Regions from separate parts of the Homo sapiens genome. Here region 1 is linked to region 2. Evidence: read pairs that join two places in POLR2A ChIA-PET (ENCODE). Cell type or tissue: PC-3. All regions are shown on one strand. Links, peaks and the distances in the headings refer to the core of each region. The heading gives the core; the rest is flanking DNA. Region 1 overlaps EDC3 (enhancer of mRNA decapping 3). Region 2 holds the start of CSK (C-terminal Src kinase).

Evidence for each region. ChIA-PET counts read pairs that join two places held together with the same protein. Peaks named below come from ENCODE experiments on the same cell type or tissue, not always from the same donor. Only the 100,000 strongest peaks of a DNase experiment are listed, where the experiment ranks them.
Region 1: POLR2A ChIA-PET joins it to region 2 with 11 read pairs; 8 of 35 experiments call an interaction of 5 or more read pairs at or near these places.

The regions. Positions count from the first base shown.
Region 1 is chr15:74,644,747-74,660,204 of GRCh38, reverse strand. It overlaps EDC3 (enhancer of mRNA decapping 3), which reads left to right. Exons shown (of 7, transcript NM_025083.5): 4 at 4,137-4,472. Among named protein-coding and RNA genes, the nearest start is that of CLK3, 37 kb to the right of the region's middle. In PC-3, for the core only: no CTCF peak of the experiment used is centred there; a DNase peak (open chromatin) is centred at 6,584; H3K27ac peaks cover 1,541 bases.
Region 2 is chr15:74,781,479-74,796,936 of GRCh38, reverse strand. It overlaps CSK (C-terminal Src kinase), which reads right to left and starts at 14,857. Exons shown (of 13, transcript NM_004383.3): 1 at 14,217-14,857. It overlaps MIR4513 (microRNA 4513), which reads left to right and starts at 8,180; the gene lies at 8,180-8,265. RefSeq lists enhancers at 6,920-6,969, 7,480-7,559, 7,590-7,899, 8,960-9,069, 9,080-9,129 and 13 more and silencers at 8,960-9,137, 14,388-14,647, 14,758-14,977. In PC-3, for the core only: a CTCF peak has its summit at 8,994; no DNase peak of the experiment used is centred there.

The sequences.
Region 1 (15,458 bases), core at 5,377-7,876, 140 kb after region 2:
CATATACATATATATATTGCTCAGGCCGGAGTGCAAGTGGTGTGGACTGTGGCTCACTGCAGCCATGACCTCCTGGGCTCAAGTGATCCTCCCATCTCAGCCTCCTGAGTAGTCTCATCCATATTTCTTTCTCTTTATTTTATTTTATTTTTTTTTCTTTTGAGACAGAGTCTCGCTCTGTCACCAGGCTGGAGTGCAGTGGCGTGATCTCGGCTCACTGCAATCTCTGCCTCCTGGGTTCAAGCGATTCTCCTGCTTCAGCTTTCCAAGTAGCTGGGACTACATGTGCGCGCCACCATGCCCAGCTAATTTTTGTATTTTTAGTAGAGACGGGGTTTCACCATGTTGGCCAGGATGGTCTCGATCTCCTGACCTCATGATCCGCCCACCTCAGCCTCCCAAAGTGCTGGGATTACAGGCATGAGCCACCGCTCCCAGCCCTCTTTTATTTTATTTTTTAGCCAGGATGTGTTCTCATGTGGTTTTTTATTTTTTTATAAAGACAGGGGTCCCACTATGTTGCCCAAGCTGGTCTCAAACTCCTGGGCTCAAGTGATCTGCCCACCTTGGCCTCCCAAAGTGCTGAGATTTGGGCATGAGCCACTGTACCCAGCCCATCTCATCCATATTTCTATGGCACTTTATATAAACTTCTTTCTAACTCTAATCACATCATATTTTCATTATTTGCCTATATATATATATATATATATATATTTCTATTTTTTATTTATTTATTTTTTTGAGTCGAAGTTTTGCTCTTGTTGCCCAGGCTGGAGTGGAATGGCACAATCTTGGCTCACTGTAACCTCCGTTTCCTGGGTTCAAGCAATTCTTTCCCCAGCCTCCCGTGTAGCTGGGATTACAGGCATGCGCCACCACACCTGGCTAATTTTTTGTATTTAGTAGAGATGGCATTTCACCATGTTGATCAGGCTGGTCTTGAACTCCTGACCTCAGGTGATACACCCACCTCGGCCTCCCAAAGTGCTGGGATTACAGGCCTGAGCCACTGTGCCCAACATATTTCTTCTCTCTCCTTGTTGAGCAGCATGTCTTGGTTGTATTTTATCATCCTAGCACCTAGCTATGGCATAAGTGTGCTCTCACAGAGTGCTTCATCAAATTATTGGAACTAGAACTTAACCCAAACTGTGGCTAGCTTCATAGTGGTTCATCATCTAGCTGGCTGTGGTGTCTCAACCACTCTGCCTTACCTTCATAATTTTGGTCAGCCTTAGTGTTTTGTTTTTGTTTTGTTTTTTAGGGACAGAGTCTCACTCTGTCACCCAGGCTGGAGTGCAGTGGTGCATCTCAGCTCACTGCAACCTCCGCCTCCTGGGTTCAAGCAATTCTCCTGCCTCAGCCTCCTGAGTAGCTGGGACTACAGGCGCATGCCACCATGCCTGGCTAATTTTTTGTATTTTTAGTAGAGACAAGGTTTCACCGTGTTAGCCAGGATGGTCTCGATCTCCTGACCTCATGATCTGCCTGCCTCGGCCTCCCAAAGTGCTGGGATTACAGGCATGAGCCCCCGCGCCTGGCCTTGGTTTTTTTTTTTTTTTTTTTTTTTTTTTTTTCAGAGACGTAAATTGCATCTTCACTGCCATCACCACTTTTTCCACACCAGTACAAGGCATTAGGAATACTTGGGCATAAATTGTATTTGCATAGTGTATACCTTTCAGAATAATTATTGTAATTGATCTTGCTGATATTAATTTGTTAATGCTAGAAACTCTACTGGAGATAACCACAGTGAGCATTCTATATACAGGAAGTTAAGACCCTGAGAAGTTAGATGATGGTATAAGATTATATAATATTTTGGTGAGAGAACTAGATCCTAGCTCTCCAAACTCTTGGTCCTTTGGGTTGAAGGAGGTTGCAATGAGAAGAGTTAGGGCAGCATAGTTGGTTTAGTATATGTGAGGGGCTTTGCTTGGGATCATTCTAACCGTGACTTGAGTGTTTTCAGTAATTGAAGAGCCCAGTCTTTCAGAAGGAAGTACATTCCATTTATTTAGACTGTGATAGAGGTTCAGTCTGGCATACCAGTCACCTGATTCACGTTTTCAGGGTAGTCAGATGGAGACCAGAGCTTGATTCTCTGGGGGTGGGTGGTTTGGAGAATTCTGTGAGACCTTCTGCCTTGGCTGCTAGAGTAGTTGTTGACTGATGTGTAGTAGCCAAATAAGGTGTCAGAGACAGGGTGTGGCTGGCTACTCTGTTGTGGATGTGCATTAGTGTGGCCTCTACAGGATCAGTTCAGTATGGACCCTGTCATTATTTGGTGTTTCAGAAACTGCTTACCCACAAGAGATAAAATTCTGAGAAAAGAGATCACGTTAACCGAAAGGTCTAAAGAAAGGTTTGTAAGTCAGAATAGCAATTTGTAGTGGTAGGTGTATACCTGGCTCAGAATGTAGAATTTTTTGAGCAAACCAGGGATTCCCTGCTGCTGGGATCTAGCCTAAGACCAAATTAAAAATCAGAAGATTGCTTGCTGGGTAAGCATAGATTTAAGGACTAGCTGAATAGTATTTTCCTACAAGCTTCAGGCTATAAGACCAGGCCTTCTTTTACTCTGGGGGTATTTCTCTCTTAAACAACTGCCAGACACTCAGACTCAAACTGAAGCAGGATATTTCCCTTCCCTGACCTATTCACAGGACTCATGACAGGGGTGCCCCGTTTACTCCACGCACTGCTCTCAACTCCTTGCAGAAGGGAGTGTGCGAGAGAACAAGGCAGGAACTGGAGTGCACAAGCACTGGAACCTGGCTGTCTGTTTCAGTGCCAGTGGGATCAAACTCCACTCACTCAGACCCACTGTGTTCTACCCATTGTGGGAGGGAGTGCACATGTGAGCCGGTGCAGGAGCCAGAATGAGCGCTTCTGGGCACCAGCAGGAGCGAACTCTGTGCAGGCCATATGGCAGCATCTAGGTGGGGTGTCTACAACTCCTGAAGCCCCAGAGGATGTGTTATGGTGCTCTTTTAGCTCTGCCATCCACAGATGGCTTAAGTGTTAACAGCTCAGTGGGCCTGCAGCTGCCCTCTGCCAGTGAGGGCAAAGGATCAGTGTGACAGTCTTTTGTATCTGCACTCATGGCTTCTGAGCTTTTGTCCAGTGTCCAGGAAAAATGAGGTCACATGAATGAATTAAAGGATGGTAAATGTGGGTGATTTTATTTTTATTTATGTGGGAAGGGGAGCTGAAAAGGGGACAGTCAGTGGTGGGTAGGTAATTTTCCCCTTAAGTCTGGCTGTCTCCAGCCAAATTCTTCTCCATAGTTACACAGTCAAGCTATCCCTCTGAAGTCAAGCCACTTCTCTCTGACATCCAGCCATAGTCTCCAACATCCAGCTGTTTCTCATCTCTGCTGACTGAGTCTGGGGTCTTTATAGGCACAGGATAGGGTGGGGGCAGAGCCATGGGTGGTTTAAGAAAAGACAACATTCTAGTGGGAAAACAGGGATATAAGTTCTCACTTTGGGCCACAGTCTCAGCCTTTTCAGCTTCAAAGGTGGGGCTTCGCCAGGGACCCGCCTCTAGAATTTCTCTGCCTCCTGCCTCTGTCATTATGTCAAAACCACCATGCTATATTCTTACTCTTCCTCTTGTTTGCTAATAGTAAGTTGTCAGAAAAACTTTTGTCATTACCAGTTTCCTTATGAAGGGGATAACTGGTTAAGATTTCCAGGAGTACTGCTTATTTCATATTCATTAACAAGTTACTTGGGTAATATTTGTTGTTGTTTGTGTGTGTGTGTGTGTGTGTGTGTGTGTGTGTGTTTTGAGACAGATTCTTGCTCTTTGCCCAGGCTGGGGTGCAGTGTCGTGATCATCACTCACTGCAGCCTTGAACTCCTAGGCACAAGCGATCCTCCTGCCTCAGCCTCCCAATGTGGGATTATAGGCGTGAGCCACTGTGCCCAGATTGGGTGATGTTTGAAACCTATTATTGCACATGAGATTTGTTGTTTGTGCTACTTAATATGAGTTTGCAATAGTTACCTTTACCATTTTCACATTGGTTCCTGTAACACTCTCCACAAAAGACTAATGTATTTTCCACGTTCACTGAGCGCTTTCTGTGGATACACTGACTTTAGTCCCTATTTTTTCTCCAGGGTCATCTAGTAGCAGGCACCCAAATCAGGCAACTCCCAAGAAAAGTGGTTTAAAGAATGGCCAGATGAAGAATAAAGATGACGAGTGCTTCGGGGATGATATTGAGGAGATCCCAGACACAGATTTTGATTTTGAAGGGAACCTGGCTCTTTTTGACAAGGCAGCTGTGTTTGAGGAGATTGATACCTATGAAAGGAGAAGTGGTACCCGTTCCCGGGGCATCCCAAATGAAAGGCCCACTCGGTACCGCCATGATGAGAACATCTTGGAGTCCGAGCCCATTGTCTATCGACGGATCATAGTGCCCCACAACGTGAGCAAGGAGTTCTGCACGGGTGAGTTGCATCAGGTCCCACATCCTGCTGGTTGCTGTTGCCTTTCTATTATGCTTGAAACAGAAAGACCTGGCTTCTGAGTCAGAATCTCACACTAGGAATTAATTTAAGTGGCTTGGTGGCTGGCCCGGTATTATTGTCTCTTGGGGATTGCAGCCAATAACAGCATTCTGCCATGGTGGAGGGGTAATTTCTGTAGATGTCTGTGTATATCCTGTATCTGGTAGGATATGGCCTGCCACTTATTTAGTATGCTGTGAGTAACAACTAAAGGCAAAGGGCCTGCTATGTAGATTCAAATATTCAGATCTATTTTCACTTTGGCTTCTCTATTACTGCCCATACATTTCACCAGACTTCAACTCTGTTTTACTAATTATTTGTTGTTGCAAAAAAACAGTTGAAGATGGATGATTGGAATCATTGGCTAAAAATAGAGTTTTAATAAATTACATTTCTTTACTATGCTGTTCTTATCTCCTGTTAGCCCAGGACATTGAAAGTTGGCTAATTTCATGTAACAGTGTAGTGCCTTATGTAGGTCATTGTAGATGATAATCTAGTTCTATTACCTCAGTGATTATTGTTTCTTTTTTTAGCATTAGAACCTTTTCTTCAAACCTATGGCATATAAAACAGATTAAAGCAGTGTGAGAGAGGTAATTCATCACATCCGTGTCCCATCCCTTCCCCTCAAACCACATTACTAACTGGGCCTCTTGGAATATGGTTTGAAAACCATTGTTATTGAATGATCCTAAGAGCTAAAGGGGAAGTCATAATCATTTTAGTAAGTAGAGAAGGAATTGAGTATAATATTTTTATTTTGGTTTGAAGTTTGGAATATAAGGAATATAAATCTTGAATGCTGGTAGCTGCTATAAGGAGAACTGTGGACGCAGCTAATTGCATTTGGAGGAAAGCCAGACATGGCTTTTTTTTTATAGATAATAGTAGGACTCTGTTGTATTTGGTTTCGCTGAGTATAGTAGCTTGCATGTGCTTTCCATGTGAAAAAAAAAAATAGGCCAACTGTCAGGCTAAGAAAGACTGCTAAAAAAAAAACAAGCTGCTGAACTGTGTCAGTCTTTTGCTGGCAGATTCTGGTAGGCATGCCTGTTTATTAAGGTGGTTTCCTTAAGTGGCAGTGACAGTGACACTGTAACTTGCCGAAGTCCTTCGATTTTTAACACCTGTGTAAAGGCAAACAGCCTAGCTCAGAATCGGGTTTAATTTAAATTGCTAGGTTTTAAGCCTTTCAAAGGCAGTTATCATCTGTTAAGTCTGGTACTCCTCCAGATCAGCCAACTATCTACCTCTGACTGCTTCCTTTTTTACTGCCCTCTTTGTAAAAGAAGCTGCTCCTGCTGCTAGCTCTCTATATCTGTAGTCCAAGTGCTGCTGCTGAGGCTGTTGGTTTATGCAGCGTGTGATTTCCCTGGAACTATTTACACTGCAGGATTTTTTTTTTTTTTTTTTGAGACGAAGTCTCACTCTGTTGCCCAAGCTGGAGTGCAATGGCGCAATCTCTGCTCACTGCCAACCTCCACCTCCTGGGTTCAAGCGATTCTCCTGCCTCAGCCTCCTGAGTAGCTGGGACTACAGGTACACACCACCATGCCTGGCTAATTTTTTTGTATTTTTAGTAGAGATGGGGTTTCACTATGTTGGCCAGGCTGGTCTTGAACTCCTGACCTCGTGATCCACCTGCTTTGGCCTCCCAAAGCGCTGGGATTACAGGTGTGAGCCACCGCGCCCAGCCCTACACTGCAGGATTTTTTTAACTTGGGAAGATTATGATCTGCCCTGGAGTCAAGTGGCTAAGAGTGAGAATAACAGTGAGAATCAGGGAGAATTCTCAGAACTAACAGAGCATGAGAAAATATTTACTAACATGGACAAAAGCAGAGGTAGAAATTTTTTTCTGCTACACACTCTGGCTCCCCAACTTGATCTTCACACTTCTTTTGTTTTTAATGACTGAAGTGAAAAGTTCTGTCATATAAAATTATTTTCCTATCAATAAACATACCACAAACCACATGTGCTGGTCCTTAGCCAGAAACTTGGGTGTGGCGTCTTGTGGTATGTAGTGACCAGTTGCACTCCACTGGTTCATGACAATGAGGGGGAAAGAAGCCCAGCAGCTTCATGCCATCTGGTTTTTCTCTTTGTTCTTAACAGTGACAAGGAGTGGAAAGGAAGCCCTTTTGCCAAGCAGCGTCTGTGCTGGAAATAGAGCAAGCAGGCAGTTATCTTACTGAGCAACTTCTTCTACAGGGGGGTTTTCTCTGTGTTCGAGTTCCAAGGCACAATCCTCAAGCAGGTTTTCACTGAGGGGCAGTCAGTGCAGAGCTGGGGACACTTTCTCCATTGGATCTGCTATCCAAATGTTTGGATCAAAAAAGGCAAACTAGAATATATAGGGAAACAGTCTAAAAGCATAAAATGTTAGTGTTAGGTTAGTTGATCACCTAGTATGATTTTTTCATTTTACAGATGAGGACATGAGGCCCAGAGAGGTAAAGGTTTTTTTTTTTTTTTTGGAGACAGAGTCTTGTTTTGTCATCCAGGCTGCAGTGCAGTGGCGTGATCTCAGCTCTCAGCGCACCGCAACCTCTACCTCCCAGGTTCAAGCGATTCTCCTGCCTCAGCCTCCTGAGTAGCTGGGATTACAGGCACCTGCCACCATGCCTGGCTAATTTTTGTATGTTTAGTAGAGACGAGGTTTCACCGTGTTGGCCAGGCTGGTCTCAAACTCCTGGCCTCAAGTGATCTGCCTGCCTTGGCCTCCCAAAGTGCTGGGATTACAGGCGTCAGCCACCACGCCCAGCTGGTAAAGGGTTTTCCATTGGCCAGGTGCAGTGACTCATGCCTGTAATCCCAGCACTTCGGGAGGCCAAGGTGGGAGGATTGCTTGAACTCAGGAGTTCAAGACCAGCCTGGGCAACAAAGTGAGACCCTGTCTCTACAAACAATAGAAAACATTAGCTGGGCACGGTGGCATGTGCCTGTAGTCCCAGCTACTCAGGAGGCTGAAGTAGGAGCGTCTGAGCCCATGAGGTTGCGGCTGCAATGAGCCAAAGTCATGCCACTGTACTCCAGCCTGGGTGACAGAGTCAGACCCTGTCTCAAAAAAAAAACACAAAAACCTTACCCATCACATCTCCTTTTCTCTTCTAAATGTGAATAAAAATGAGGAAAAGGCCAGGCGCAGTGGCTCATGCCTGTAATCCCAGCACTTTGGGGGGCTGAGGCGTGTGGATCACGAGGTCAGGAGATGGAGACCATCCTGGCTAACACGGTGAAACCCCGTCTCTACTAAAAATACAAAAAAATGAGCCGGGCATGGTGGTGGGCGCCTGTAGTCCCAGCTACTTGGGAGGCTGAGGCGGGAGAATGGCGTGAACCTGGGAGGCGGAGCTTGCAGTGAGCGGAGATCGCAGCACTGCACTCCAGCCTGGGTGACAGAGCGAGACTCTGTCTCAAAAAAAAAAAAAAGGAAAAATATAAGAAGAGAAGGGCAGTTTAATGGCAAATAGACTACAGATGATCCTCCAACTTACAATGGTTAGACTTATCATTTTTTGATTCTAGGATGATGTGAAAGCAATAGTCAGTAGAAACTGTAGTTGAAATTATTAATTTAGATCTTTTCCTGAGCTAGCGATATGCAGGTATGATATTCTCTAATGCTGGGCAGCAGCAGGAGTCAAAGCAGTCAGCCGTGCAGTCATGAGAGTAAACAACCAGTATTCTACAGTGTACTGTTTTGCCAGATGATTTTGCCCAACTGTAGGCTAGTGTAAGTGTTCTGAGCAGGTTTAAGGTAGGCTAGGCTGAACTATGATGTTTGTTTGGTAGGTTAGGTGTATTAAATGCATTTTCAACTTAGATATTTTCAATTTATGATGGGTTTATTGGGATAACACTCATTGTAAGTTGAGGGACATCTCTGTAGTCTTTTCTTTAGTACTGCAGTCTCTCAGGAATGGACCAGCAGTTTACAGAAGTAACTTGGAGAGCTCCCGCAGTCTGGCCTTGTGGCATTCATGTCCTAGAATACCAAGTACTTTTGTACTAATCCCCATGGTAGCAAAAGAACAACATATTTATTACCCATTTGGTGATGGCTTGGGATTTAGGATTCTGACAGCTTGCTGCTGGTGCCCTATATATTGACTTCATGCTAAGTGGTGTCAACCAACAGTACATAAGCTATTATTCACTAATTGCTCATACTCCTCTTGGCAGTACTCTTTGCCAGCTGTGTGTGTTGTGATGGGGAACAGTGTTGTTTTAGGTCTATTGATTGGGAAAACACATTCAGGAAGCAACTAAATTTAGCTCTTTGTTTAACCCCAATTTTTTCTCTCTGGAAATTCCTTTCAGGTTCTTTGGCAGGGCTTCTGTCTCCCGCAGTCACGGATCATCAGACATTTCTCTAGCTTGGGCCTGCCCTGCTAAATAATGGTGTCCAGTGATCACACTCTGGATTGGCCAGGGTCTTTCTGGATCCAGACTTGTAATTTGAAATTCTTTGAAGACTGATTCTACGTGCATGTGTTAAGTTTAAATATAAAACACTAGATGTGTGTGAGCACTCTGTGTTCAGTGGTGAGAACTCCCCAAAGAATACTGCTTAGTAAAGTGGTAAGGCTTCAGAGAAGAATCTTTATTCAACACTCATAAGATTCTTTTTTTAATTTTTTTTTAAATTTTATTATTATTTTTTGAGACAGAGTCTTACTCTGGCACCCAGGCTGGAGTGCAGTAGTGCAGTATCAGCTCACTGCAACCTCCACCTACTGAGTTCAAGTGATTCTCCTGCCTTAGCCTCCCATGTAGCTGGGATTACAGGCACACACCACCACACCTGGCAAATTTTTGTATTTTTAGTAGAGATGGGGTTTCACCATATTGGCCAGGCTGGTCTCGAATTCCTGATCTCAGGTGATCTGCCCACCTTGTCCTTCCAAAGTGCTGGGATTACAGGCATGAGCCACCGCGCCTGGCCTAACACTCATGGTATTCTAAAGGAAATACTTTAAGACAGTTTGGGTCAGTCAAAACACTGTGTTTATTATGTTTATTATGTGTAACTGACTCTAAGATAGTCCTTGCCTTTAAGTTATGAAAATGTAATAGGAGATGGAAAGATTCCATATATGCCCAGAGTCCAGTGAAAGTGTGGACATTAAGTGCACTAGGTGTTGAGAGGCAGGAGAGGTCCTGTAGGCTGCATCAAGGAAGGCTTCATGATGGAAGCCTTGAAACATGGGCAGGATTTCACCAGGCAGAGAGAAAGAGGAAGATATTCATGGGTAGGCTAGGCAGGTGCAGGTGAATAGTATGAGTAAAGGGCTGTGTGGGAGACTGGTCATTAGCTGGCTTGGCCAGGGCAGAGAGTTTGTGCTGGGGAGTAGAAGGAACTAAAATATAGCTTTGGACCAGAGCATAGAGGGCCTTGTGTGCCAGTGCTATCCTTGTCCTGTAGTCATAGGGAACAACTGAAGGCTTTTGGATAGGAAAATGACATGATCCAAATCTCTTTTAGGAAGACTGGTCTTGTGGTAGGATTCCAGGTGGAACGAGAGGGGAGAGAAGAGACCAGAGCAGGACCAGTCATGCTCATGATGTAGTTTACATACTAGGGATTTAGACCATTGAATGGAAAGGAACACAAAGATATGAGGGAAGCAACAGAGGGCAATTTGATAGGCTATGATGATTGAAAACAGGGTTGAGTGAACAGGAGGATTTGGAGGTATTGAACCTGTGAGGCAGGAAGAATGGCAGCAAGTCAAGTTATCATGAGATTGCACGAATTTATAGTGGGCCAAGCCTACATGGTTTTGTGACCCCCCCCCCCTTTTTTTCCCTCCTGCAATGCTTTGTGCCTGAGCCCAGAGAAAGCAAAGGCAAGAGTTGCTACAATGAGGGATAGGGAGATGTGGGAGTTATTGGTTATTAAGAGCTTTAATGAGGAGTTAAAAGTTATATAGCCAAAGAGAGGCTACTAAGCTGGTTTCCTTATCTATAAAGTGGGCTAATACTGTGGATTAAATGAGATTATGTGGAAAAGTAGCTAGCACAATACCCAATCTGTAATTATTATTCAGTAAATATTTGACTTCAAATGTGAATTTGCAAAGGCCACCTCAGTAAGATTATTTCAAAGCATCAGCATTTATAGAATACCTACTATGTGCCAGACACTGTTTTAAATACTCTGGGTAAGTCATAGTTCATCACCTTAGGGGCCTCTGAGTATAACTGAACCAAATATGTAAATATACTAATAACAGAAGTGTAGTTGGCTGCAGTGGCTCACACCTGTAATCCCACCACTTTGGGAGGCTGAGGCAGGAGGCTGGCTCGCTTGAGCCTGGCCTAAGCAACATAATGAGACCCCATCTCTACAAAAAAATAAAAATAAAAAATTAGCCAGGGTGCTAACACGGTGAAACCCCGTCTCTACTAAAAATAACAAAAAAAAAATTAGCCGGGCGTGGTGGCAGGTGCCTGTAGTCCCAGCTACTTGGGAGGCTGAGGCAGGAGAATGGCGTGAACCTGGGAGGCGGAGCTTGCAGTGAGCTGAGATTGTGCCACTGCACTCCAGCCTGGGCGACAGAGTGAGACTCTGTCTCAAAAAAAAAAAAAAAAAAAAAATTAGCCAGGGTGTGATGGTATGTGCCTGTGGTCCCAGCTACTCGGGAGGCACAGGTTGGGGGATTGCTTGAGGCCAGGAATTCAAGACCAGCCTGGGCAACATAGCAAGATCCTATCTCAACGTTTAAAAAAAATGACTAGAATTCTTCCTTCCCTCTGTTGTAATAAATTCTCTATTCATGAGCCTTTCCTTCTGGGTAGACTTCTTTAACCTCCACCATTTGTTTTCTACTGTGCAGCCCTCTTCTGTCCTCAAGTATGTAAAAGCCCAGATGGGAGGCAGTAGGGTGCTCTTGGTGCAGGCATCTCTGCAGCTTTGCCTGAAGGATGATCCACTTCCACACTGTGCGCTGAGATTTAGGGAACAGGAAGTGTGTGAGGATGACCCGAACTAGAGTTCCTATTTATTTCCTTAAAAAGGATCCAGTTAAGCTTGAGTGAGGTGCTCTGGTCTGAGCTCCAGCACCTTTTACCAATACTCATTTCTTTTGGAAAAGGCAGTTCTGGTTTCTGCTAGGAAGGGAGGCAGCTGGTGAAGCCACAAATGATTTGTTCCTGTGGCTTTGTGACTCTACTCTTCTCACGCTGGCCGGCTAAGTCTTTGAGCCTTGGTGGGGATGTATCTAGCTCTTAGGACAAGTTTGGCTTTCAGAAAATTCCAGGCTAGCAGTTGTCTCTTTCACAGCTGGCATTCCATTCCTGCCTCTGAGCCGTAGCTGCCTTCCTCTGCTTCTTGTCACCAAGAGTCCCTCTAGAAGTAATCTAAGGCTTTCAAGACCAGCAGTGTTTTTATCTCCTCAAAAATAGGTAGTCAAGAAATCTGTTTTGATTTTTTTGCATGTGTGTTCAAAAGGAATTCAGGAAGAAATAAATCTTGGAGTTTAGAAGTGCCACTGAAGAATTTTACCTGGAGGTAGTGAGGTCTCCTTTGGCAGCTGTTGTACTCTTGCAGATAATTCTTCCCATTGAGAGAATCAAGTGTCTACCACCATGGAGCTGGTCAGCATCTCATTGCCTTCTCACCCATAGACCCAACCCATGCAGGGTCCTGCCTTGTCTCCCCATAACCCCCTCCCCAACTTCATTCCCCAACGGTATGTGTATGGATTAGATCAGGTGCCACAAGGATGTTATTCTGGGAGACATCAGGAAATAAATTCTGGGTGGTGTTCTGGACAGAACACCTGCACTGGATAAACCTGTGCTCCTCTGCGAAGTGTCACAACTTTTCACTGAACACAGCTAATGAGCCTAGTTTCTAAATTTGTGTCTCCAGCAGGCAGACTTCCCTGCCAGTGACTTGGTTGAGTTGGGGAACCTCAGGCTCTAGCAGATCCTTCAGTGCCAGGTGTGGAAGAATGTATCAGTCCCTTTCTTTACCTTGGAATCCTTCAGAGTTCCTGGGCCTGGATAATCGGGTGGATGGTTGTCATAGGCCTGAAGGGCTTGGTTATGATCATTGGTGATCTCATGAGGTTTTAGAGCAGTACTGTTAAGATAGGTGTCTTGGCTGGACTCCTACCCCAGTAATGAACCATTGTGCTTCTTACATGTTTTCCAAGAGTTTAAGCTCAAACCAAGGGCTAGAGGATCTGGAGCCTAGTGCATTAAAGCCTGACACCTGAGTTTTTATGAAACTGCCCATTGGTCATTCCAGAAATGCACTGGTCCCTGCTAATGTGACTGCTTTGCTAATATGTGCCCTCTTGCCATTCCAGAGCCACAAGTGCCTAGACAGAGTGAGAAAGGAGTTTGATTTCTATGTATATACCATTCTCTTGAAATTTAGCAATCAGGCTGAGGCAGATGGATCACTTGAGGTCAGGAGTTTGAGACCAGCCTGACCAACATGTTGAAACCCTGTCTCTACTAAAAATATAAAAATTAGCTATCCGTGGTGGCACATGCCTGTAGTTCCAGCTACTTAGGAGGCTGAGGCAGGAGAATCACTTGAACCCAGGAGGTGGAGTTTGCAGTAAGCCGAGATCGCACCACTGCACTCCAGCCTGGGCGACAGAACGAGACTCCTTTCTTAAAAAAAAAAAAAAAAAAAGGTCTGGAAAGGACTAGGGAGGTCATTTTTTCTAATTTAATATGCAGACACTGTGTTCTGTAGCAGCCTTGGCAACAGATTTTTCTTTATCCTCAGTAGTATTCATTCTGGCCCCAGAGTCTCTCCTTCCTTCAAAATTTCATTTGAAATTTTCATGACCTTTTAGTTCCTTATGCTATCCTATAGCTTCCCTATGTCCCTTGAAATCAATTCTCCTTGGTCTTTCTGTTCTTACTTTCTACCCCTGTCAACTTTATCCTGCATAAAACAGCTCAGCTTTTAAAACCTTCTGACCTTGGCCCTGCCCACTGCTCTACACTGAGCCTTCATACCACCCTCTGGGCTTCAGGCAGGGACATATTCATCTGCACATGTCACATGCATTCTGGCCTCTGAGAAGTTCATGGTTCTCCACTCCTACCTGGAGTCCCTCTTCTATTCATTGTGACTACAGTCCTGCCTGTCTTTCAAGGCATAGTTCAAATTGAGACCTGACATCTCCTACCTGTAGCTCCTGATTTGAAATTGATACTTTGCACTCGTGCTCAGGATAACACAGTTTAAGGCTGTTGTGTTATTTTCTGAAGTTTGCACCTATGTATTTTTTTGTTTCTAGTTAGATTATAAGACTGGGGGGCCGGACACAGTGGCTCACGCCCGTAATCCCAACACTTTGGGAGGTCGAGGCGGGTGGATCACCTGGGGTCAGGAGTTCAAGCCCAGCCTGGCCAATATGGTGAAATCCTGTCTCTACTAATAATACAAAAATTAGCTGGGCGTGGTGGTGCACGTCTGTAATTCCAGCTACTGGGGAGGCTGAGGCAGGAGAATCACTTGAACCCGGGAGGCGGAGGTTGCAGTGAGCCGAGATCATACCATTGCACTCCAGCCTGGATAACAAGAGTGAAACTCTGAACTCTGTCTCAAAAAAAAAAAAAAAAAACAAAACAACAACAACAACAAAAAGACTGGGAACGGTCTCTGTATTTCTACTCGTTTTATTTTCTCTGTTTCCCCGGCTGTTCCCCACTTCACCACTGACTTGCTTGATGTACTGTTACTCTATAAACATTTTTAAATCATATTTGGAAGCACTTAACTTTGTTTCCCTTTTTCCTTCCCAACTCTTTTTTGAGACAGGTCTCTCTCTATCGCCCAGGCTAGATAGAGTGCAGTGGCACAATCTCAGCTCACTGCAGCCTCTGCCTCCTGGGCTCCCCTGACCTCAGCCTCCCTAGTAGCTGGTACCACAGATATGCGCTGCCACCCACAGCTAATTTTTTTTTTTTTTTTGTATTTTTAGTAGAGATAGGGTTTCACCATGTTGCCCAGGATGATCTCGAACTCCTGAGCTCAAGTAATCTGCCCACCCTTGGCTTCCCAAAGTGCTGGGATTACTCTTTGGCCGGGCATGAGCCACCTGCCTGGCACCCCCCCCCCCCCAACTTTTTTTATTGAAAAAAATTTCAAACTTACAGAAAAATTGCTAGAATAGTATAATGAACAACCATATACCCTTCATTTAGATTCACCAGTTAACATTGTGACATATTTGTTTTATGTAAAATACATACGAGCACACACACATATTTCTGAACCATTTGAGATTTAGTTGTACTCATCATTAGATTTCATCCCTAAATACTTCCACAGCACATAAATTCAGTGTGATATATATTGCTCTACACAACCACACTACAAGATTGCTCTCAGCAAAATTTAAATTATTACAAAAATACTATCTAATATACTCCGTATGCAAAACTTCCCAATTATCCCAGTAATATCCTTTATAGCTGTATTTTTAATCATCCATTGCACATTACATTCAGCTGTCATATCTCTTCTGTTTCCTTTAAACTAGAACAGTTCCTACAACTTTTGTTGTCCTTTGTGATACTGATATTAGTGAAGAATCTAGGCCAATTGATTTGCAGAATGTCTTAGTTTTGATGTATTGTTTGTTTCCTTTTGATCTGATTCATGTTAAACATGTTTTCTAGGATTTTGGTAGGGCTGTGTCTTTCTCAAGGCGTCACATCAGGGAGTACGTCACATCAGGGAGTACGTCACATCAGGGAGTACATTGTATCCCCTTGTCCCATCACTGGGGCTGTTTGACCACTTGGTAAGGTGTTGACCACCAGATTTCTTCCTCGTAAAGATAATTTTTCCCTTCATAATTAGTAGGTTTTTGTTGAGCAGTTCTTTGCCTCTTAAAGTTCAAAGCTTGTTCCAGTGGAGCTTTAGTATGAAGGAAT
Region 2 (15,458 bases), core at 6,911-9,410:
AATAAATAAAATGTTAACCAAGAAGCCAGACACAGGAAAGTACATATTATGTAATTCCATTTGAATAAAGTTCAAAATCTGGCCAAACTAATCCATGCTGTCAGGATAGCTGCTCTTGGGACAGGGAGACTGGAAGGAATGCAAGGGGACCTCTGGGGTTGGTTTTCAGACTGTCTGAGCCCAATCATGAAGTGGGTCCACTCTGTGACAATTCACTGAGCTGTACCATTGCGATCGGCACACTTTTTGGTGTATAGTGCACACTTGAACAACTCGGGTCTGAACTGCGCAGGTCCAGTTACACATGGATTTTTTCTTTTTCTTTTCTTTTTTTTTTTTTTTTGAGAAAGGGTCTCACTCTGTTGCCCAGGCAGGAGTGCAGTGACGTGATCATAGCTCACAGCAGCCTCAAACCCCTGGGTTCAGCCAATCCTCCTGCCTCAGCCTCCTAAGTAGCGATTACCACAGGCATGCGCCACCACACGTGGCTGGATGTTTTTCAGTAAGTTACACTGAGTGTGCCTGCCTTTTCTGCCTTCCTTTCCACCTCCTCCGCCTCCACCTCTGCCACCTCTGTGACGGCAAGACCAACTCTTCCTCTTCCTCCTCAGCCTACTCAATGTGAAGGATGAAGACCTTCATAATGATCCCCTTCGACTTAAAGAATAGTAGATATATTTCCTCTTCCTTATGATTTTCTTTCTTTTTTTTTTTGAGACAGCAAGACTCTGTCGCCCAGGCTGGAACGCAGTGGTGGGGTGACTCACGGCTTACTGCAACTACCTCCGCCTCCCAGGTTCAAGTGATTCTCATGCCTTGACCACCTGAGTAGCTGGGATCATAGGCGTGCGCCAACACAGCAGACCAATTTTTGTATTTTTAGTAGATACAGGGTTTCACCATATTGGCCATGCTGGTCTTGAACTCCTGGCCTCAAGTGATCCGCCTGCCCCAGCCTCCCAATGTGCTGAGATTACAGGTGTGAGCCACTGCACCCGGCCATATGATTTTCTTATTTTATTTTCACTAGCTTACTTTATTGTAAGAATACAGTATATAATATATATAACAAACAAAATGAGTGTCAATCAACTTTATCTACAAGGCTTTCTGACAACAATAGGCTATTAGTAGTTAAGTTTTTGAGGAGTCAAAAGTTAATATATGATTTTTTGACTGCAGGGAGGAGGTTGATGCCCTCAACCCCTGTGTTGTTCAAGGGTCAACCGTATATTTACTTCAATAAAGTTGACTCCCCAAAAAAGCTACCCTAGCCAACCCCATTCCCTGAGAGCAGCAACCCACCCGTCTGCACACACATACTTTGTAATCCCAGCCCAGAGCCCCCTTGGACCTGTCTCAGGAAGCAGAGGGGCTGGAACTACTGTTTCCTTTCTACGGGTGAGGAAACTGAGGGTGAGAAAGGGCCAGTGGCATCTTCGTGGTCACAGTGTGTTAGAAGAGAAACTCCTCCATGAGCCTCTTTGCTGGGCTCTTTGATACAGTGGATGAGGTCTGGGGGCTAGGCTGACAGTCACAAATATTGCTACCTACCCCAGTGGAAGGAGACATTTTATTTTATTATTATTGTTATTATTGCGACGGAGTCTTGCTCTGTTGCCCAGGCTGGAGTGCAGTGGCGCGGGAGAAGACATTTTAGTGCAAAGTGCTGGGGGTGTGAAGTAGGCACGGACTGCAGAGCTCAGACAGGCTCCCTGGAGGAGGGAGCTCTGGGGCTGAGCCCTGAAGATTGCAGGGCTTACACAGGCAGAGGGCGGGCCAGGGAAGGCACCCCAGGTTGATGCAGCAGTCTGAGCAAAGGTGTCAGGCAGGGGACTGGCATAGTATGAGAAACTGGCCCAGGTGGAAGCCGATGGTGAGGGAAGCGGGAAGGCAGACCCTGCCCATCTGGGGCTCTAGGACCCCACACACTTCCAGAGTCCACCTTGAGCACCGCTGCTCAGGGGACACTGTAGGGGATGGTTTCAAGTGGGCCTGGCATAAACTCTGCCAGGCAGCAGGGGGACTTCCACTGCCAATGTGAGGAACCAGGGTTTGACTCCAAGGGCGATGGGGCCTCAGCAGGGGGGCATGTGATCATGGAGAGCAGAAGGAGCTGGGGAGGAGACGGCCAGGGAGAACCAACACTTCCAGGCCGCACACCTGGCTCTATAGTCAGGCCTGGGCTTAATACCTGGCTCTGTTGACTGTGCGACTTGGGGTGAGTGACTCAACCCTTCTAAGTCTTGCTTACCCTGAAGGGGAGGACAGGTATCTCCTGCAAGCTGGCTGAGGAGGGGCTGGAATGAAACCCTGAACTTGGAAATGTCTGGTGCGCCCCTGCCCCATCCCCTGGATGAAAGAGCTTCCGTTCCTCCCAGAATACAGGGCCCTTTCTATCCCCAGAGGCCAGGCCATCAATCCTGCTGTTTAGGCAGGGACACTGAGGCCCAAGGAGGATGAGCCTGAAACCTGCCTCCATCCACATGACTCAGTCACCACTAAGTACAGGAACCATCCCTTGCCCCTGCCTCCTGTGGACTGTAAGCTGTGAGGGTGGGGGTGGCGGGGACCCCTTGCCCCTGCCTCCTGTGGACTGTAAGCTGTGGGGGTGGGGGTGGCGGGGACCCCTTACCCCTGCCTCCTGTGGACTGTAAGCTGTGGGGGTGGGGGTGGCGGGGACCCCTTGCCCCTGCCTCCTGTGGACTGTAAGCTGTGAGGGTGGGGGTGGCGGGGACCCCTTGCCCCTGCCTCCTGTGGACTGTAAGCTGTGAGGGTGGGGGTGGTGAGGACCCCTTGCCCCTGCCTCCTGTGGACTGTAAGCTGTGGGGGTGGGGGTGGCGGGGAGGGAAGGAGGATTGTGAGCTCTTCTAACCCTCTTACCCCCATTTCACAGAAGCGGAAACTGAGGCTCAACTGGTTGAACAATTTGCCTGAAGTCACATAGCTAGTTAGGGGTGACAGAGCTTGAATTAGGGTCCCACTAGGGCTGGCTGGGCCCCCAACCTTTAGGTCCTTCTGAATAGGGGCCCTGCTAGCATTCCACATCCCCATGCCTCCCCCTTCCTCCCCAAACTCCCTGCCACCACAGGGGGGCGCGGAGGCTGCTGCGCTGTTAGTCACCCTTCCAGCTGTCAGTTTGCAAACACTCCCTTCCTGGCCTACAGCTACTGCCACCGCCGCCTCCCCACTGCCTTGATTATAATAATAAAAATAATAACAGGCCCTGTTTTCTGAGCACTTATTCTGTGCCAGGCCCTGTCCTTGGCACGTTATGGCTCATCACATCCTCTAACAACTCTGAGACAGAGAAGCTATTATTATCCCCATTTTGCAGATGAGAACCCCAAGTGAGGCCCACAGGGGCAAGGCGGGGGTCCCTAGGGCCACACCTTGAGTGAGCATTCTGTCCCCCTCAGGTGTCAAACTCCTGAGCTGCTGAGCCAGCCCTCCCCATAGCCCCGTGCCTCCCTGCCGGACAGGCCCCAGGAGTTGCCATGGGGACCACACTAGCCTAGGGGCAAGGGAGAGGAGGGAGGAGGGAGGAGGCAGAAGCAGCTATGAGGGGCACAGGGGCGGTGCTCAGGGAAGGGTAAGCCTAGGAGCGGTCGGGGTGGGCTGCCTCAAGGAGCTGGGCTCTGAAGGCCTCAGAGGGTCTGGAAACAGGGAAGAGGGCTAAACTCATCACCTTTACTCTGCTGGCTGTGACTCTAGAACCCAGCTTCCCCATCTGTGCAATGGACTGGTGATACTCCTTGGCTCTGGGGGCTGCTGTGAGGACTGGAGTTGAGCTCTCAGCACCAGAACAGTGCCTGCCTTGCCACAGACATCTTGCAAGTGGGAGCTGCTAACTCTCTTGGACGGCTCCTCCCTGGTGGGGTCATGAGACCCCTGAATGAATGAATAAATGAACAAACAAAAGGGGGAATCCAGCCTGGCTACATCACACTGAGGTCCCATAACCAATGGGACTATAGTTAACCCCAAAGGGACTATAGTTAACCCCAAAGCGATAGCAGCTGTCACCCCACCCCCACAGAGCTAGGGGACAAGGGGCTTGGGATGTGGCAGGACCAGTGCTTCACGCTGACTTCCTGCCCCAAACCCGGCTCCCAGTAGCCCTTGTGCTGGGGTCCCGGGAACAGGCTGGCATTGTGCCCAAGCACTGACGTCAGTGGCCGCAGACAAGATGGCTCAGTGGCTTCCCAGCTAGTGCCTAGGCCGGGGTCCCCTCCTTAAAACATCTCCAGAAGGTGAGACCCTCCCACTGCAGGTCAGAGGCTGACAGCCAGAGTGGCTGGGAGGAGCTACTGCAAACTTAGGCCTCTACAACCCAGCGGGGGTCAGGCACAGAGAGGGGGTCCTTCCTGGGGTTATTTAAACTTAAGAGTCGGGCTACTCTATGGAACAGTGCAGGAACATCGTCCTGGGTGTCAGATGCTCTGAGTCCTGTACCCAGCTCTGCCATCAACTTGCTGTGTGACCTTGGGAAAGTCACTTGACCTTTCTGGGACTTGTTGGCTTCTGGTACCTTAGCCAGACCTGTTTCCCATCTGCTGTTGCCAGGACACCTGTGCCCTGTCTCCCTCCCCGCCTTGCCATTCCCTTCACACTCTCTCCTCCTCCTTTACCGAGGGACTTCCACTCAACCTTGGGGGTGCAGCTGAGCAACTGCTTCTGGAGTACCCATGCCTTAAAAAAACACAGCAGGACAGTCCCTGCAGTGCTGTCTGTAGTAGCAGGAGATGATGGGGAGACAGCCTTTATGTCCATCAGTTGGGGGCTGGGTGGATAAATTACAAGATGTCCCTGAAAGGGGACAGCATAGCTCTAGCTGTGATGGGGCCAGGGGAGATCTCTAGATGCCGATACTGAACACTCCCCATGATAGAGTATGGAAAATGGCAAAACACCAGCTCAAGTCATTGAAGAAAAAGTTGCCAGGGGAGCAGAACAGACACAGCTTCCAAGTCCCATCCCACAGGCTAATTGGAAACAGGAAGGAGCACCTGCACTACAGGGAGACGTGCGGACAACCCCGGAACCAAGTGATCCAGTGAAGCATCACCAGCAAGGTGACGCATGGACACTAAGTGCCTCCTGGAGGAGGACTCTGCATTGCCCGGGGGGGCGTTCCTGCCAGAGCTGTTCCACCTGACTCCAACCAGGGAGAAGCAATCAGACAAATCCAGAACAACTGGCCCGGACTCTTCATGTCAATGTCATAAAAGAGCAAAACAAAAAAAGGGCTGGAGAATGTTCTAGATTGAACAGGACACTAGAGAAACATGACAAGATTCAATAAATGATCTTGAATTGAATTCTATATCAAGGGGTGGTCGGGGGGACAGCTATAAAAATCACTTGGGGAGAGGGGAAATGGACATAGTAGATAATATGGAATTAATGTCAATTTTCTTAAGTGTGATCATGACATTGTGATTATATAAGAGATACACGCTAAAGTTCTTAGGGTGAAAGATGCAATGCCTACAACTAACACTCAAATCAGCAAAAAATACATACACACATATGTCTATGTAGATAAAAGAAGAGATAGAGTAAATGTGGCAAAATGTTAAGAACTGGCAAATCTGCATGAAGGATATATGAATATTCATTATACTATTACTTCAACTTTTTGGTAGGTTTCAAATACTCAAAATAAAAGGCTGTGAAAAAAAAAGCCAGGTGCAGGTTCTCTATGGAATACTACAAGTTGTGTTTTTAAAGAGGTATTAATGCAACACCTCCCTAAACTCAAATATGCCTCGATTATCTTTGGAAAGACAGAGGAAACTGGTAACAGAGGTTGCCTCTAGGATGAGAAGGGAAAGTGAGATCAAGTTCAAGAGAAACTTACTTTTTACTGTTCATTTGCTATTTTGTCCTTTTGGGCTTTTAAAAAAATTATTATTATTTTTTTAAAGCCACATGCATCTATTACCTTCCCCCTTAAAACTGGAAATAAGAAACTTTTTGTAAATCACCTCTCTCTGGAGAATTCCTTGGGTCCCCAGCTGTGTTGGCTGCCGAGGCCTCCAAGGCCTCTCACACATCCCCGTGCTCCAGTGAGAACCTCACTGGTTGTGGCCTGTGGTTTAGGGTGGACTGGGAGCTCTGCAGGGGGAAAGTGAGGGTCTGACTCACGTCTGCATGGGCTGGGCCCAAAGCGGCTGCTCAGTAAATGAGTGCTGAATGAATGAATGAATGAACGAATGAAAAAAAGGGGACGCCAGGCTGGCTGTACCACACCGAGGTCTCATAACCAATAGGACTATAGTTAACCCCAAAGGGACAGCAGCTGTCACCCCATTCCCGCAGGGCTAGGGGACAAGGGGCTTGGGATGTGGCAGGACCAGTGCTTCACTCTGACTTCCTGCCCTAAACCCGGCTCCCAGCAGCCCTTGTGCTGGGGTCCCGGGAACAGGCTGGCATTGTGCCCAAGCGCTGAGGTCAGTGGCTGCAGCCTCAGGCAGCCTTTCTTGTGAGCCCAGGCTGACAAGGAGTGGGGAGAAAGAACTGGGAGCCCAGAAACTCCCAGGCTGCCCTTTTCCTACCCTGGAAGCAGCTGTAGACCCCCAAGGCCAGGCACGTGCTGAGGGCCAGGGGAGGTCAAGGGGCTCCCTTGCCCTTCCCCCTTGCCAAAACTCTGCTGCCTAATGGGGCGTGGGAGCCTTCAGTAACTGTTTACGCCCAGCTAAAAATACCCACTGAAAAGGGAAGTGCACAAAAGACCTGGGGGAACTCAGGGCCCTGGCCCCCGGAGATTCTGGTGCTGCCACAGGACCTAGCTGGATGCTCTGGGGGATGGGGACAGCCACTGGAGGCAAAACAGGCAACAGCAAGGTCCACCTTGCCTTCTCATTCTTTGAGCCAGTGTTTTAGAAGCCTTCCTGTGTGCCCAGAGCCATGCTTGGTAGGCCAGGATATCCGGGTGGAGAAGGAAAGGACTCAAGAGGTCCTGCCTTTGGGGACCCAAGGTCACCACTCACACACCTCTCCTCTGTGCACAAGCCAGGGCTGGATGCTGGGAACCACCACAAAATGCAGACCCGGCTCCTGTCCTCCTGGTTACTGGATGGTCAGCCATGGCCTGGTATGTTCAGTGCCTCAATAGATTGTGAGACAGGGGCCACCCGGGAAGGCTTCCAGGAAGATGGGTGAGGGGAGCAGGAGCTAGAAGGATTTTAGGGGAAAGTGACTGAGAGAGGGGCGCCTTGAAGTAAACCAGGATTAAGACTGCAAACTGTGGTACAGAGCGAGTTAATGAAGACTGAAGAAGGTTCAGGATGGGGGCCCAGGGAACCTCCGAGCAGGGCCTACAGGTCATAGTACAGATACAGGCAGAATTAAGTTTCAGATTTGGGCCCGCCCCTCCAAAGGGCAGTGCACCTGAGGAGGGCGGGGCACCCACCAGCAGTTGGGCAAGTTTGGCAGCAATAAAATCAGCTCCACCTCTGGTTCTGCAGAGGACACCAGGCTGAGGCACTGTGACATTCCCCACCACACATCAGGCAAGGAAGGGTGCCCGAGGGCTTCCACTGACCCCCGCAGCCTGCGCTGGTGGTCCCTCAGCACCCCCACTGCACAGGTGTCTCAGGGTGAGCAGCAGCAGAATTGGGCGCCAGGGTCTTGGAGATGCCTACACCTCCCGGGGCGGTTACGAAGGAACAGAAGAATGCCTGCTCTGGCTCCAGGGCACGCTGCCCTACCCCCATCCCGGGGCTCCCGTCAGCACCCTGACCTAAGGAGAAGGGCGGATTTAATGGATAAATACCAAATTATAGCAACACACTGGCTTTTTTTCCCCTGCCCCCAATGGTTCAGTGGGACCGGAAATCCCGTCTAGTGGTTTGGGAGAGGTGGGGGCTGGGGTTAGAGCAGGCTAATGGGGAGCCTACTCCCCAGGCACCGCTGCGGCTTGAGGCTGCCATTCCTGGCCCAGAAAGGTTTCTAATTACCGCTCAGGAGCCTAATTACCTATGTGCGCTGGGCAATGGGGACTCTGGGCCTCCCCAGGGCCCTAACCCAGGCCTCTGCTCCCCCACCCCCTTAGCACAGGATGTGGTCTTTGCATCTTCATTTGCCTGCATTTGCATATAGCCTCTCAGCACTAGCCTTCAATGGACCCTTCAAAGTCATGTTCTTGTCCCTCACCCGGAAGTCTCCTGGCCACATTCTAGGTGGGGAGACTGACGGCTGGAGGCCCATAAGCTGTCTAAAACTTCGGCCCCCAGATTTCTGGTCTCCCCACTTCAGAACCAGGATCTGCAGAACACACAGCTCAGAAGGTAAAGCTGTGGGGATCAACACAAAGGACAGACTTGCTACTACTTAAGGGAGATGGGGGTGTTACCAGTACACTCCTCCAGCAGGATGGGCTGCAGAATGAGAACACGGGAATTACAGCTGACTGACCCAACCGGGTTTGGGGCACTGCATTAGTTACTTAATCCTTCAAACACCCCATAGGGCAAGGACTGGTGATCTCTGACAGAGGAGGAACTAGCTGTGTGGGTACTTGAGCTCAGAGTTGTCTGAACCTTGGTTAGGGGACCTTTCTTCCCACCTTTCCTTGTGCAGGACAGACGACACCCTGAAAATGGACAGGTGGGGGGCACCGAGGGGAGGTCTGCCCAGAGCTTGGCTGTTCTGCTCTGGGAAGCAGAGGTACTTCTGTGCCCACTTCTTGCTTGTCTGCATACCCCAGCCTCTCAGAGAGGCCAAGAGCCTGTCGAGGGACACACAGAAAAGAGCCAGCAGCCCTAGAGAGGGCAGAAGCTTCAAACAAGGACCTCTCCTCCTACCACGCTTCTTCTTCAAACACTTCTCAACTTTCACAGGACCTTCCCCTCCAGGAGGCCCTCCAGGCTGCCCCAGCCCACGCAGAGCCCCAGCTTCAGAGCTCCTACCAGCTCTGCCAGGAAGTGAGAACCACAGGCCTCCCCTCACTGACTCCTCGTCTCCTCTACCCGCCAGCAGAGGCGCTCTCAGGGTTTGCTCTTCATCCTTCCCTCCTGTCTCCCTGCAGCACGGACAGCACAAGCTGCAGATAGATAGATGCGCGAGTCTGCATGAGGACCAGGTGTCAGGCTGGGCTGAGAAGCAGCAGCCAGGGTCCAAGGGGGGCAGATGATGCCCAGGTTTTCGCCTGCCCACGAGGCTTACAACCATGCCATGATCAGGACAGCCAGGGGGGCACCAAGCAGCCTCTCTTCTACTTGTTCCTTCGACTCTGGGCCCAGACCACAGAAGGAGGGGTGGAGGGAAGCTGCGGTTGGAGGGTGTGTGCACAGCTAGTGTGTGATGAGAAGCTGACTTCATCTTAGCACCTCAAAACCAGGAAGAGAAACTGAGCAGGCAGAAAGGGCAGGCTGGGCTGCACAGGGCCCTCCAGTCCCTGGGGGCCTGCTGAGGGGAGCTCTCAAATAGTCGCTTGACAAACCACTTCTCCTTTCTGGGCCTCAGTTTCCCCATGGGAAAAATGGGATTTTTTTTCTAATGGGTCCTGCCAGTCTGCCCTGAGTGGTGCCGTCTACACTTAATGGGCCACATCATGGCAGATAAAAGAGCACCCCCCCAACTGGTGGAGTACTTCTGATCCCGAGGAGCAGGGGCTCAGCCACCCAAAGCCAGCCTCTCCCTGCTCACTTCTCCCCTCAGCCATGCAGGGAGCACCAGCTCTTCCTTCACCAGCTCTTTATTTTTAGGTCTGAATTTGACTTTAATCATTACTTAGCGGATTCTATTTCCAGCCCTTGGATGAAGGGACCCAGAGGAGAGGGGGAAGGGAGGCAGTGCTCCCTGCCGGGCGTTGGGGGTGGCCTGCTCCTCCACCCATCCTGTCCCCAACCAAGGGCGGGGGAAACTGAGAAACACCCAAAGGGCTCTCATCTGAGCCAGGCCAGGCCAGCATCTTGGGGCGGACCCCACCCTGTGACCTCATCCCATCCCAAGCTGTGGGACAGGAGGGCAGTTGTCATGCCCACTTCCCTTACACTAAGACCAGGGAGGAGGAGATACTCCACAGGCCAAAGTTTGGCAGCTGGAGTCTGAAGTCGTGTGCCCAAGGGACCTCTGCACTGAATGGGCCACCTGGGGGAGGACCCCTTCCTTAGGTTAGTCCTGGGCCACCCTAGGGTCATCTGGGGCTACAGTCTCTTAGGCCCAGGGTTGCCAGGAGGAGACTGGTGTCCTGCTACTGCCCACGGGGTGGCTGTAGGAGGGCACTCCCAGTTACCCTGGTCTCCACAAAAGTAGAACAAGAGGAAGCAGGTGTGTCACAGTGATACACACTCAGGTTAGACCTGGGGAACACCTGCTGAGGAGGGGGAGGCTAACATGAGTTTCCCGATGTGTCCAACTCCCTCCTGGGAAGCTCTGGGAGGCTCCAGAATCCCCCTACCCTTAATCTCCCAGCTTCTTTCCCTTCCTTGGCTACTGGAACAGGGTGCGAAGATGAGGCTGGCATGGCTGTTCTTGGGCTGGGGCTCAGGATGCCTGGGTTCCTTGTCTAAGTCTCAGGCTAAGCAGGCCTCTATTTCCTCTGGGAAAATGCCAAGCTGGGCTGACCTAGCCAGAGCTGGGAGGCAGGAGGCAGCCAGGCTCTTACAGAAGAGGCGCAGTGGCTCACGCCTATAATCCCAGCACTTCAGGAGGCCGAGGTGGGTGGATCACCTGAGGTCAGGAGTTTGAGACCAGCCTGACCAACACGGAGAAACCCCATCGCTACTAAAAATACAAAATTAGCCAGGCGTGATGGCACATGCCTCTAATCCCAACTTGGAAGGCTGAGGCAGGAGAATCGCTTAAACCGGGAGCCGGAGGTTGTGGTGAGCCAAGATCGCGCCATTGCACTCCAGACTGGGCAACAAGAGCAAAACTCCATCTCACACACACACACACACACACACACACACAAAAAAAAAAAAGAGAGAGAGAGAGAGAGAAGAGGCCTTGTCTATTTAGCTCTGATGCTGGGAGACCGGAAGGGGAATGGGTGGAGTCAGGTCCCGGACCCTAACCAGCAGCCCATCTTCCCAGGGCCAGCCCCATGTCCTAGGCCAGCCAATCATATGGTAATGGGGAGAAGGGAAGGCAGGCAAGGGCACTGGCCATAGTATTCTAGAACCTCAGGGCCAGGGGGTTTCACAGGGGCTCCTCAGGCGGAGACCACCTCTTTGCCAGGTGAGTGGTCAGTCAACATTGGCCCGTGGCTCAGGCACCTTCCCCACAGGTTGAGGCAGCCAGCAGTGGGCACTCCTTCAACAATGCCAATCCTACTCACAGAGGGAGTGAAGAAAGGGCTGTGCCAGGCACTTTAGAGTCCCTTGGTTAGTTAGTTGACACTGTCCTTACACCTTCCTCTGAAGTAGGTGTTACCATCCTGTTATTTATATCAACGAGGCTCAGCAGGTCAGTGACCTGTCTAAGGTCCCTCTACCCTGGGCCTAAGTGGCATGTCTGGGCCTGGAACCCACATTCAGTTGGGTGCCAAGTTGCTTGTGCCCTCCAACACCCTGGCTGCTTTTGGGACTCATAGTAACGACAACCACAACAGCAACAGAGGGGAAAAATGCACACGCTCCAGTGTATGGGTGATGGCGCTGCAGCAGGCCAGCCTAGAATGTTCTGTAGCTTTTTAGAAGCAACGTTACTTAGACCGCGTAGCACCATGAGAAAATGCCCACAGACGCAGTATTAAATGAAAAAAGGTGTCACGGCACACACACTCCAGTGACAACGACAATGAAGGAAAAGGATGGGGAAAAGACTGGCAGTGAACTCCAAAATGCTAACACAGTCACTGCCTGCTGAAGAAATAGTGGGTGATTTTTGTTTCATTTTCTAAATTTCCTGTAGCGCTGTTTTGTTATTTTCTAAATCAAGAAAATGAGTACATTCATGGTTTCCCTATAATGAGCTCAGATTCACTTCCCTGGGACCCACCTGCTCCCTAGCTCTGGCCCACGTGTCTGGGACAATTTCTGCCATGGGATGCCTTTCTCATTTGGGACAGTCCCTCAGACATATGAGAATCTGTCCCTACTTTCTCTTTCCCAGACTCAGTCAACATCCCTGGCTCTTTGAAGATGACCTGTCAAGGTTTTAAAATCCTTCAAAAGATGGAGCCCAGAACCGCACCCAGGTGGGTCTGCCCCCTTTGGGGGGCAGCCATGTCACACTGTGGATCCTGGGTCTCAACCCCTACCTATACTTGTTTGGAGGAAGCTGCATTCTGTCCCCGAAATTTCCAACCCTTGCCGAGGGCCACTCTGTGTGGCTCAGCCTTTTGGGGTCTGGCCCCCCTGCGGTGGTGAATGGGAACATTTTCTGCTTTTTCCTTGCCCCTGACCCAATGCAGAGAGAAGAGCAGCTGCTTCTGAGAGGGTGGAGGGCACCAAGCTCACCAATGAAAAGCACATCCCTGCACACGTGCCAGCCAGAAGCCAGACTCCTTTCTTCAAAGGCCCTGGGACCCTGGATCACACCTTCACAGCTCACAGTTGGTAAAAAAATAAAATAAAATAAAATAAAAATTAAAAAGGCTGACTGGGGTGGGAGGGAGCTAACCATGTCAGGCTCCAGCCCCAGTCCCTCAGGCTGGAAAGGAAGTTAGGGCTGGGTGTGGGGCCATGTGAGGGGAGTCTCACAGGCCCAGGACATCTGGGTCCCCTCCACTGTGCATGTCAGGACAGCCAGAAAAAAAAGTGAAAAAACAAAAAAACCCTAAATCGTGAGCAGGGACCCAGCAGGACAAAACTGCCAGCAGCTCCAAGGGAGCCCAGACACTGCTCAGCACCCACCAGGGCAATGCCTGCTCTCCTGGGCCAGAGGATCCTGCCAGGCCTCAACCTCACCCCTGCTGTCCTTGCCCTGTTCCTGCTGTGGCCACAACCAAGAAAGACACTGGAACCGCCAGGGTACTAGGAGCTTGAAACAGGCCCCCTGGGTGTCCCCACTCTCACAATGCTCCCATGTCCCCAGTCTGTAGCCTGCTGCCAGTGGAGACAGAGCTTCCACGGTTCCCATGTGACCCCATTTATATCCTGAACTTGGCTGCTCCTGTGCCAGCTGGGCCATAGGTGTGGCGAGTGCTGGGTCAGGACTGACCACCAGGTTGTTTCAACTCAGAGCCGGGGCCAGGACCGGACCTTCCTGCCACACCACACAGATGGCCATACACCACACATTCCCCACATCTCCTGCTAGCTGACCCAGCCACAGCTGGAGCCGGAAGCCCTTTCACTCCCTCCAGCCCTCTGCAGGGAAGCACGTGCTCAACCAACAAGGTCCCTCTGGGGCCGGGCTGGGGGCCTGTGTCCCCAGTGGGTGAAGGTGCCTGCCTGGTTTCCTTCCACCCACAGCCATCCAGCCCTGTATAGCTGGGGATGAAAGGACAGCCAGCCTAACTCCACTAGAGGCCTGGGGTAGCAACTTCTCCCTTTGAGCCTCGGTTCCCGGGTGTACAAAATGGGCGGGGAAGTGAACTGGTAGTTAAGCTCCAAAAAATCTGCTGGCTGGACACACCCCTTCCTGACACCTGGTCTGGGCCACAAAGAGCCTAGGAGAATGGGCTGCCCAGGGTGCCAGAAGGTGGGGGCATGGTGCTAATGCTCCGTTACCTCCCCCCGGGCAGAAGGCCTGCCCAGTTTCCCACCCAAAGATCCCTTGGCTTAGGCCTGGTCTTCTGAGAGGCCAAGGGTGACAGGCTCAGTCCTAGGACCTGGGCTTCTAACTGCTCACCCGAGGTGGCTGGGCCCTGGGCTTGCTTGCAGCCCGCAGGGTCATGGTGGGGTAATGAGGGAGGGGTCAGAACCAAGCAAGCCAGGGCACCTGCGGGGAGGCCCTGTACAGGGAAGGGCAGGGGAGTCCAGCACTCTCTCTAGGGACCTGGCCCATACGGATCCTCTTCCTCCAGACTCCAGCCACCTCCTACTCTGAGCTCCACAGAGGGGGGGACTCGGGATGACCCGAGAAGACGAGTCCGTGGAGCTGCAGGGCAGTACCTCCCTCATGCACTCCCTTCCAATTTGGGTTCTGACAGTGGCTCCTGGGAGAATTCGAACCCGTGCAAGGGAGTAAAGGAGAGAAGGGAGAAGTGGGAGAAGAGGGGAATGGGAGTGGACGCGACAGTGGCAGCAACAGAGACTAGACGCGCGACCTCCACCCTCTTCCCTCCAGGGGACACTCCGGGACGGCCAGGCACTCACCTCTCTTGGGGCACTGCGGTCCGGGCCACCTCGCCGCGGGCGGCATCAGCGGCCTGCGGGACGGTCCATGCGGTCAGGGGGGAGGGGAGGGGCGCAGGGGTCCCCAGGGGGTGCGGTACAAAGAGGTATGGGTGCAAGGAGAGGGGAGGAGGGACCGCCAGGCAGAGGCAGGGGGACGGACGCACGGCCCGGGTCGCGGAGGGAAGAAAGGCGGGGGAAGGGGGCGGGAGGGAGTCGGGGGGAGGAAACAATGTAGCCGGCGCGGCCCCGGCAGAGTTCCGCTTCCGAGCGCCGCCACTGAGGTTCGATTTTGGAACGTCGCGCTGGCTGCCGGGGGCCGCCCCGGACGCTCGATCGGGGCCGCGGGGCTCCTCGCGCTCCACGCCCCGCGGGCTCCGGCGGCCAGAGGCTGGCTGGGGCGGGAGGGACGGCGGGCCGGGTTACGGCCCCGACGGCGGCGCAGCCGGGCGGTCGCCCGGCTCGGACCCCACCCCGGCAGAAGCCCCCGGGCAAGGCGCGGGTGGGGCAGGAGCGGGAGGGCGGCAGCGGGCTCGGCGGCGGCGGCGGCCAACCTCGGCTCGCCCAGGGCTCCGCTGGGAGGAAGCTCGCAGGCCTGGCGAGAGGAAGCGCGGCCCGGATCCTCCGCCCGCGGCAGCGCGCCTGCGCGAGGGGGCCTGCCCGGCGCGCGGCGGGGCGTGGGCCGGCGGGGCGGCGCCCCCTGCCGGGCGCCGGGGGCACTGCGGGGGGTGTGTCCGCGCCCACGCCCTGCCCCCACTTGCCGCCTGGCTGCGTTGAAGGCTCCGAGGGTCTCTCCTCAGCCGGCCTGGGAGCAACCTCCCAGCCTTCTCTGGACGCAGCTTTCCCGCTGCAGAAGCGCTGGGGGCCGGGCCTGGGCCCCTCTCCTCAGGTCTGTTTGTGGAGAGTGGGCCTGATTCGCAGCAGAAAGCCTTCATTCATTCATTCACCAACATTTCCTGGCGCTGACATCGTGGCGGAGCCTGCTCTGGAGTCTATTGGCAAGACCATTTCACTACCGTCAAGGCGTTCTCGGTCGGGTGGGGGTAGGCTGACAGGCCGACAGACAACGGCAAGGAAATAATTGATCAAAGTGGAGAGGTGGTGGACACGGTTCCCAGGAGGCAGAAAGAAAACTAGGGCTAACGGGGAGACCTCACACCTCACAGAGCCGGGACCAGGCAGAGGGAACAGCATGCACAAGGGCGGGGAGTGCGGAGGGAGCTT